2 separate regions of the Mus musculus genome follow, and region 2 is linked to region 1. The links are chromatin loops, found by intact Hi-C in ENCODE. Cell type or tissue: left cerebral cortex. All regions are shown on one strand.

Region 1 (5,000 bases):
TGAACTCGGGACCTTTGGAAGAGCAGTCGGCGCTCTTAGCCACTGAGCCATCTTGCCAGCCCGACTGACTTGTTCTTGTACAAGTCTTAAGGGCTGATAACCAGTGTGGCTGGGAGTTGAAGAGTCCAAGGGCCCTATCAAGTCTAGAAGACAATCTTTCCCAACATTGCTTCCCTAAGTGGGGGAAATGGAATATTGGGTAATGATCATGGAGTTTCGTTTTGGACTAATGAAAATGTTCTGAAAGTAGGTGTACCGTGATAGTTTCACAGTCTAATCAGTGGATTACATTTCACTGAACTACATGCACCTTAATAAGAACTTTTAAGAATAAGTGAATTTTTGAATGATTTCCTAAGATAAAATAACTATAGCCTGGGCAGTGGTGGCACACACCTTTAATCCCAGCACTTGGGAGGCAGAGGCAGGAGGATTTCTGAGCTTGAGGCCAGCCTGGTCTACAGAGTGAGTTCCAGGACAGCCAGGGCTATACAGAGAAACCCTGTCTCAAAAAACCAAAAAGAAAAAAAATATATATATACACACACACACATACACACATATATATACATATATATAATCTCCATGTTTCTGTAGTTATTGATAGTTTTGTTGCACCATGCTTCTGGAAAATAAGCATTTGCTCAAGTTTAGTAGCCTTGTTTCATTTTGTTTTTGTTTTTGTTTTTGTTTTGTTTTGTTTTGTTTTTCAAGACAGGGTTTCTCTGTATAGCTCTGGCTGTCCTGGAACTCACTCTGTAGACCAGTAGACCAGGCTGGCCTCGAACTCAGAGATCCGCCTGCCTTTGCCTCCCAAATGCTGGGATTAAAGGCATGCGCCACCACTGCCCAGCACCTTGTTTCATTTTAAGTTGAATAATTAAATTATTTTTACAAATTTCAAATCGATGACAATTGCCTTAAGTGTGATAAACTACCACCTGTCTCAGTACTTATCCAGAGGTAAACACTGGCAGGCATTTACTGATTTTCATCTCCAGACCCCTTTTAGTAACCGTTTCAGTACCTTCCTTTTCCAGTACTGGGAATTGAACCTAGGGACTCATACATGTTACCAGTAAATGTGCCCCCACCAACTTTATACTTATTTGTTTGGTTTTGGGGTTTAAAAGTTGTTTTCCTCTTTTAAGATTTATTTTTATTATTTTTTAATGTATAAAAAAACATTATCTGGGGCTGGTGAGATGGCTTAGTGAGTAAAAGCACTGACTACTCTTCCAAAGGTCTTGAGTTCAAATCCCAGCAACCACATGGTGGCTCACAACCACCCATAATGAGATCTGATGCCCTCTTCTGGTGCGTCTACAGACAGCTACAGTGTGCTTATTTATAATAAATAAGTAAATCTTTGAGCCAGAGCAAGCAGGGACTGAATGAGCAGAGTGCACCTGACCGAGTGGACCTGAGTGGAGTTGACCAGCACGAGCGGAACGGACCTGAGTGAGCAGAGGTCCTAAATTCAATTCCCAACAACCACATGAAGGCTTACAGCCATCTGTACAGCTACAGTGTACTCATATACATAAAATAAATAAGTAAATCTTTAAAAAAAAAAACAAAATCTGTCTGTGGGGGAGTGTTTGTGTGAGTATAACTGGTCTCAGAGCTTAGAAGAGTGCACCAGATCCACTGAGGTGTAGTGAATGTGCTTGTGAGCTGCCAGTGTGTGTACTAGAAACCAAACCCAGATCCTCTGCAATAGAGCTACTCCGTCTGAACTCTGATCCTTGACTTGAGTCCCTGGTTTCTGTATTTTGACTCTTATGCATTCTTGCTTAGCTATCAGCTTAACTTTAAACCGGGCTAACCTTAACATATGGTGCTCCTCTTGCCCTACTTTGCTTTTTATTTTGAGACAGGGTCTAAATTGCTCAGGCAGGCCTAGCTCTTGTTCTCTAGATACAGCATGTCTTGAAGGTGCCATGTTCCTGCCTCAGTCTCTCAGGTAGCTAGGTTCATATGCCCAGCTTTTTTTTCACTGAAGTTCTTTTCTTTCATAGGTGATGCTGGGAGCAGAACTCCAAAAGACCAGAAGGTGAGTTGGGTTGGGTATAGGAAGTTAATCATGAAATTGGGCTGGAGGGATAGGTAGAGTTAAGGAGAGCATGCTGCTCTTCTAGAAGACTTGAGTTCTGTTCCAGCACCCATGTTGAGAGTCTTTCAGCTGCCTGTATCTCCAAGGTATCTAGTGCCCTCTTCTGGATTCTAGAGGCACCTACATACAATTGGCATTCACTTACATGGGTAAGCAGAAATCAGACATAGTTAAAGCCAGGTCTGGTAGCACACACCTTGAATCCTAGTACCAGGGAAGGAAAGGCAGGTGGATCTCTGTGAGTTCAAGGTCAGCCTGTTGTATATGGTAAATTCCAGGACAGCCAGGTCCATGTAGAGAGACCTTGTCTCAAAAAACCAAATAATAATAACAACTAGAAATAATATAGCCGAGCATGCTAGTACACACCTTTAACCTCAGCACTGAGAAGTCAGGGGCAAGTGGATCTTAATGAACTTGAGGCCAGCGTGGGTTACACGGAGTTTTAGGCTAGTTAGAGCTACAAGTGAAACTGTCTCCAAAACCTTCATAATAATAATATGTGGCTAGAATGGTAGTTCTGTGTTTAGGAGCACTCACTGCTCTTAAAAAGAACCTGGGTTCAGTTCTCAACACCCAAATGGTGACTGATAACCTTCCATAAGTTCACTTTCAGAGGATCTAATGTCCTGACTTCATCAGGCACATATGAATTTCAGTTGTTTCATACACACACATACATATACATATATGTGAATACACATATACATACACATATGTGAATGAATTTGATGGACTATCAATGTTGGTCATTTGGGGTGTTTACCTAGCATTCAGCAATCTTTGGGCTTAGTTCACCACTATACCAGAGGTTTTCTGGTGATGCATGCCTGTTATCCCAGCACTCAGAAGAGATGGAGGCAGAAAGATCAGAAGTTCAGGCTCATCCTCGGCTTCATACCTTTGAAGGCTTGGAATATAGATAACCCTGTCTTTAAAACAAAAAACAACAGTGCTGGAGAGATGGCTCCATGGTTAAGATAAGCACTGGCTGATCTTCCAGAGACTAAGGTTCAATTCCCAGCACCCACATGGCAGCTCACAACTGTGTGACTCCAGTTTCAGCGTATCCAGCACTCTCATATAGACTATATGCAGATGAACATCAATGTGCATATAATGAAAAAGCTTTTGAAAGTAGTAATGAGGGCCTGGAGAGATGGCTCAGCGGTTAAGAGCACTGACTGCTCTTCCGAAGGTCCTGAGTTCAATTCCCGGCAACCACATGATGGCTCACAACCATCCATAATGAGATCTGGCGCCCTCTTCTGGAGTGTCTGAAGACAGCTACAGTGTACTTACATATAATAAATAAATAAATCTTTAAAAAAAAAAAGAAAGTAGTAATGAATTTTAGCCTAAGCATACATTCAGTTTAGTTTCAATGTATTCACCATATAATAAGTCCCATTCATTACAGTCATCTTGTAGATATTGCAAGAATGCAGAAAAATTGAGAAGTTGCCTCTGTCTGGCCTTTTAATACAGTTGAATCTATTTTAATTATTGAAGACAAGTTCTTCACAGGCAGTGTTCTTTATCGTGTTTTGTTGTTATTGTTGATTTGTTTTGGCTTTACTTATTTGCAGCATTGGGATCTAAACCATGGGTCCCTATGCATGTTAGACAAGAGCTGTCTAACTCATAATACTCAGGGTTTTTTTCCCTTCTATTTTCCTACAGCTTCGTGAAGCTATGGCTGCCTTAAGAAAATCAGCTCAAGATGTCCAGAAGTTCATGGATGCTGTCAACAAGAAAAGCAGTTCTCAAGATCTACATAAAGGTTAGTGTGAGAAGTGCCTGCATAGGTGAGAGGTGAGTTCTTTCTGGAATGTTACTGACAGTCAGCTTTCCATCTCAGAATGCTGTTTGACTTGTCAGTCTCTTTTTTTGTTGGTGGTGGGTTTTTGTTTGTTTGTTTTTCGAGGCAGGATTTCTCTGTATAGTCCTGGCTGTCCTGGAACTCACTCTGTAGACCAGGCTGGCCTTGAACTCAGAAATCTGCCTGCCTCTACCTCCCAAGTGTTGGGATTAAAGGCCTGTGCCACCACCGCCCGGCTCTGACTTGTCAGTCTCTTTTTAACATTAATTTTATGTCCACAGTCAGTCTGAGAGTTATTGATTGATGCGGTGGCTCAGGCTGTTAACTGTTGATACTGTTGCTGTCAATAAGGAGTTGTCGATAGTCGTTCGTGGCATAGGCTGGTAGACTATGCCAAAGGAGTTAGAAATGTGCTAAAGTTCTGTATTCATTTCTCCTGTTAGCATAAACAGTGGATTGTCTTGTGCTTCTGCCTCTATCCAAGAGTTTAGCAAGAGTTGCTAATGGTCACAGAATTTCAGTTTCCTCTGTTTCTACACCACCTTCTGTTTTTGAGATAGTATCTTCTATATCCTAGGCTGGCCTTGAATTTTCTGTGTTACTGAGGATGACTGTAAACTTTTGATCCTCTTGTCTTCTCTGAGAACTTGAGATTACAGGCATGAGCTATTATGCCAGGTGTATGCAGTGCTGAGGTTCAAATCCAGGGCATTGTGCTTGCTAGGCAGGCAGTCCAGCAGCTGAGCTACAGCCCATCCTACCTTACTGTCCTCTTGACCTTACCTTTCTCCATCCAACCACTCAAATCACTCTTTATAACAACTCTTGTTTATAGGAACCTTGGGTCAGGTGTCTGGAGAACTGAGCAAAGATGGGGACCTGATAGTCAGCATGCGGATTCTGGGCAAGAAGAGGACTAAGACATGGCACAAAGGCACCCTTATTGCCATCCAGACTGTTGGTATGTGTGTTCAGGCTGGAGGAAGGACTGAGCAAAGGTAACCTGTAGGGCATCCATTGCTGACTGTTTTTCCAAAGCCTTTTCTTTTGTCTTCTATGTTG
Region 2 (5,000 bases), 440 kb before region 1:
CCTCCTTTTTCTTTTCTTTCCACCATGCCCAGCTCATTGACTTGTTTGTTTTCTTTGTTTTGTTTTGTTTTGTTTTCCTGTGTTGAGGTGTTCTCTTTAGATTTATTGGCCTTTCTTTTGTGTGTGTGTGCATGCCTACCTGTGAGTGAGAGGCTGGCATCCGTTTCTCAGAGTTAGTGTTGTAGGGTGGAGCTGATTCATGGTTAGTGCTCAGGAAACCTTAAGGAAGAAAACCTTAGTGTTTCTTCGTCCTAGTGCAGTTATTTTGGTTTTTGTATTCATGTTTTGGTGTTGAAGATGTAAAACCGGGCCTTGTGTATGGATACTTGGTAGGCCAGTGCTGTGTCACTATGAAATTTCCCAGCTCTCTGTTCTTTGTTTTGATTTGCTAATTTTTTTAATTATTTATTTATTTATTTATTTATTTATTTATGATTTTTTGGAGACAGGGTCTCTCTGTGTAGCCCTGGCTGTCCTGGAACTCACTCTGTAGACCAGGCTGGCCTCGAACTCAGAAATCCACCTGCCTCTGCCTCCCAAGTGATGGGATTAAAGGCGTGCGCCACCATTGCCCGGCTAAATTTTTATGTGTATGATTGTATGCCTATACATGTGTGTGTGTGTGTGTGTGTGTGTGTGTGTGTGTGTGTGTGTGTGTGTACACAGACCACATGCATGACTTGTGTCAGTGGAGACTAGATCCTCTAGGACGGGAATTACAGACAGTTGTAAGCCCCATGTGGGTCTTCTGCAAGGACAGTGAGTACTTGTAACTGCTGAGTTAGCTCGCCAGCGCATCTGTTATTACATTTACTTAGTGTATGTGTGCCCATACCACAGCATGCATATGGAGCTCATGAGGACAGCTTTCAGGAGTTAGTTCTCTCATTTCACCATGTGGGTTCCAGGGAAAGAACTAAGCTCTCAGTTTTTTGACCAAAATCTTCCTTAAAATTTATTTTAAAAATTTTACTTGTTGGTTGGTTGGTTGGTTTATTTATTTTGAATTTTCAAGGCAGGATTTTCTGTATAGCTTTGCTTGTCCTGGAACTATCTCTTTAGACCAGGATGATCTGGAACTCAGAGATCCACTTCCCTCTGCCTCCCAAGCATTGGGACTAAAGGTGTGCACCACCACCATCCCACCCCTGATTTAAATTTCTTTTAATGCCAAACATAATTACAACAGTTGGGAGGCAAAGGCAAGTAAAGTGTTTGTCAGGACAGCCTGATGTACAGAGTGAGTTCCAGAGCAGCCAGGATTACAGAGTGAGACCTTGTCTCGAAAAAGAAAAAAGGAAAGGAAAGGAGAGGGGAGAGTAAACTCGGGGGATTGCCGGCGGGGGGATATGGTGTCCATTGACTAGACCTTTGAATTTCATAAGCATCACAAAGTTTATTATATATCTGTAGCCTTATTTTTGTCTTTGATAAAAGTATTAAATAAGGACATTTTCCTTATAAATAATGCATGAAAAATTATTTAAAGATCTATACAAAGCGAGAGAGTTGGCTCAGTACTTGCTGATCTTCCAGAGGACCCAGGTTTGGTTCCCAGTGCCCATAGGACACTCAAAACCTTCCCTAGTCCCAGTTCTGGGACATCCATCACCCTCTTCTGACCTCCTTGGGTACTGGACACATACGTGACAATGTGTGTATGTGTGCAGACAAAACACATAAAGTAAATAAATAGATCGTTTTTCATAACTAAAAATATATGTAACACAGAAGAAATTTGGGTGATAGTAAGTTGTTGAGTATGTAACAAATCTCTAGTTTGAGGATAAGTCAACTTTTTGTGTTGTGTTTGATTTCTGAGTCTTTGTATCAGTCCTGGCTATCCTGGAATTTGCTTTGTAGACCATACTGAACTCACAGAGATCCACCTGCCTCTGCCTCCCATGTGCTGGGATTAAACAAAGGCTTGTGCTACCATACCCAGCCCATAAGTCAACATTTTTACATTTTGCTTTTCTTCCAGGGATCCATCCGTCTCTAAGTCTATAGAACGAATCTTTAAAATCTGGGAAGATCGAAATGTGTACCCAGAAGACATGATTGTGGCATTGAGAGAAGCTTTAAGTAAGTTCCTTTCCTAAAAGAATTTAAGTCAGTCTTTACAGTTCTGTCTATACTTATAGACCTTTCTGTTGTATAACACTAAAGGGAGTGGAAGAATCTGCATTGACTTGTTTAGAATTGAATACATAAATGTATGAATGTTTGCACTCAAAATAGAACTGGATGGTGCAGGGAGTTGGATCTTTGTCTCTGCTGGCTAAAGCAAACATGTTAAGTGAGGATGCCCATCTGGCTCTTCCTGTATTTGCTTTCGTTAAGTATTTCAAAGTATTCATTGGTTATGTGTAATAAATTCTGCTCTGTCTGCTTACTGTTGGAGAAAGATTGGGCATATTTTCATAGCTTTTAAGTTGATGGTGAGCATGCTTGAGTAGACTCTAATCTCCATTTGACTTAGAGTTGCAGTAAGTTATATATCTATTCTTGGGTTTGTGTGCATGTGTGTTTGTATGTGTGGAAGTAAATTAGTTCTTACATATAAGATTTAAGTAATTAAATCACCAAATAGAAGTTGATAATAATTGTTACTGTGACCATTATCAAGCCATCACCAGGAATTTGGTTTTAAAAGCACACCTTCTAAGAAGCTGTTAAATCCTTCATATGAATTTGTGTTCTATTCAAAAGTAACTTATTTTTAGAATATGACCTTTTTTTTTTCAGAGTTGGAGGTTTCATTAATTATATTTTTTATATTTATTTAATAGCTTCTTAGATTTGGTGGGTGTTTTCTGGTTTTGTTTTTTGTTTTTATAAAACTGAAAGAAAAGAAATGAAAGAAACTACAGAGTCACGGATTGCATTTTTTCATGCTACAACTTTGGCACTGAAGTGGACAGAGCAGCTTCCCATAATGCCAGACTGCAAAAACTGCAATGTTTTCCAGGTACCACTTTCAAAACTCAGAAGCAGCTGAAAGAAAATCTGAACAAACAACCGAATAAGCAGTGGAAGAAATCACAAAGTAAGGAACAAAATCTCAACTAACATAAAATTACCTCCTCCTTTTGGAGCAGAAGAAAATGTAGACCATTTGACATCGTACCTGGCCTAAACCATGGGCAAGCTTGTGTTTCCCAGGCCTGGGAGGCTCCCAGTGACTTAGACTAATCAAGCCAGCATGAAGTTACTTCTTTTTTTAAAAAAAAAAAAAAAAAAAAACTACTATTAAAGGAAATACAGAAAAGGGTTTAATTGAGTGAAGATCCAGGAGTAGTTGGGGTATTGAAAGAAGAAAAAAAAATACTTCCTAGTACCCAGGCAATTCCCACATTCAAAGATTTGTGAAATTAGAGGCAGCTGGCATTGCACCACAGAGCGGAAGAGGAGACTAGGCATTAAGAAGCGTTTCTCTGGGAGCCATGAAAGCCTGCAGATTTGGGGACACTACCACATTAGACATGGGCCTCCAATTTTGGCCAGAAACATTCTCTATCTGGAGCTCCTGTTGTGTTTGTCCCATTTGCCCAGCATGATATCAAGGGAGCGGAATGCTGCATGCGATAGACTGTTGTGGGCAAACTGAGGAATGTGGAGAAACTGGAAGGTTTGGAGGGATGAAGGTGAAAGACAGTGGAGAATTGGGAGGTGACACAAGAGAGTTGGGATGTTTGCTCCGTCAAGCATGTGATTCTCACCATGGTTAAGGGAGTCCTCTGGCATCCTTTTGTCATACATTGCATGCTTAGGAACAACAGGACCCATCAGTTTGGCCAAAGTTCAATCACAGTGATAATGCGTTTAGACCTTTGTTGCTATGAACTGAGTCAGCTAAAATATAATCCAAATTGAACCAGATGGGAATTGGTATTTGTAGAGGATCTTCTCCAGCCAGTACTCAGGATTAATTGGCTGCCTTGTTCCTGAACACTCTTACACTGAGATACTGAGATTTCCTTACCCTTGATGAGACTAGGAGAAGGTGCTTCATGTACCTACCTCGGTCTCAGTCCGTTGGAGGTAAGTTGGTTAGACTTATCTAAGTAGTTTATTTTTCTACTGGCCATATTTAGGAGTGTTAGATTTCATAGTTAATTTCCTGCAGGATTTTATTATGACTATGTATGCATGGCTGCTGTATGTTTGCAGAGTATACCCTTCACTCTACATTTCAGTTCTCCTGGATTTGCTTAAGTCCTTGTGCTGTATTCTTAATGAATTTTAATTTCATTCAACAGCATCCACGAATCCAAAAGCTGCTCTCAAATCTAAGATTGTTGCTGAGTTTCGAGTAAGTTACAGAATATGCTAAGTATGCCAAAGATGATTTACTCACCTCTGAAGCCAGGTCCCTGTTACACTCATTTCTGCTCTGGTGTACATTGGGAATCCAGAACAGAAATAGTTGGCCTAGAGTTTACCCACTTTCCTAATGGAGAGACAGCCTGGCAGCACCTCTGCTGCTGGCTTCGCTCTGTGCGCAGTTCTGATATCTGGAAGCCTCCTTTTTAAATGTCAGGAGGGTGTTAGGATTTATTACAGTGTTAATCTTATATCTGTAAATTAGTTTGAATAATTAGGGACTGGGGAGGGCCACCAACCTGCTAACCTGAATTTGCTTCCTGAAACACACATGAAAGGAGAGAGTTGATTCCTGCAGGAGTTGTCAGCAGACCTCTACACATACACTATGGCACCCATGTGCTGCATAGATGAAAAAAGTATATAACTTGTTGATTGTGGTGGTGAAAGGCTTATGCTGTCACTCAGGAGGCAGGAACACATTTGAGACCAGCCTGGTCTATGGAGCAAGTTTCAGGGTTATGTAGTAAGATCCTATCTTCCAGAACCTAAAAGTGTATAGCTAAGAGTATGGTTTGACATGAGAATTAAAGATCAATTTCTGTTTTCCCCTTAAAGGCTTTGCTAGTCATTAGTCTGATGTATCCAGGGGGGGAGAATATGTAATCCTATGA

The links. A loop is a pair of places that touch in the nucleus more often than their neighbours do. Peaks named below come from ENCODE experiments on the same cell type or tissue, not always from the same donor. Only the 100,000 strongest peaks of a DNase experiment are listed, where the experiment ranks them.
Region 2: a loop joins it to region 1, with 2.1 times the contacts of the local background. A loop is called at or near these places in 3 of 42 quality-filtered maps.

Annotation. Positions count from the first base shown.
Region 1 is chr3:95,346,895-95,351,894 of GRCm38, reverse strand. It overlaps Setdb1 (SET domain, bifurcated 1), which reads left to right. Exons shown (of 22, transcript NM_018877.3): 4 at 2,022-2,056; 5 at 3,800-3,899; 6 at 4,774-4,899. Among named protein-coding and RNA genes, the nearest start is that of Setdb1, 7.8 kb to the left of the region's middle. In left cerebral cortex, CTCF peaks have their summits at 1,294 (motif pointing left), 2,228 (motif pointing left), 3,240 and 3,440; a DNase peak (open chromatin) is centred at 2,211.
Region 2 is chr3:95,784,369-95,789,368 of GRCm38, reverse strand. Rprd2 (regulation of nuclear pre-mRNA domain containing 2) reads left to right here. Exons shown (of 11, transcript NM_001368178.1): 3 at 1,985-2,085; 4 at 2,972-3,049; 5 at 4,263-4,315. Among named protein-coding and RNA genes, the nearest start is that of Gm26361, 10 kb to the left of the region's middle. In left cerebral cortex, no CTCF peak of the experiment used is centred here; a DNase peak (open chromatin) is centred at 2,297.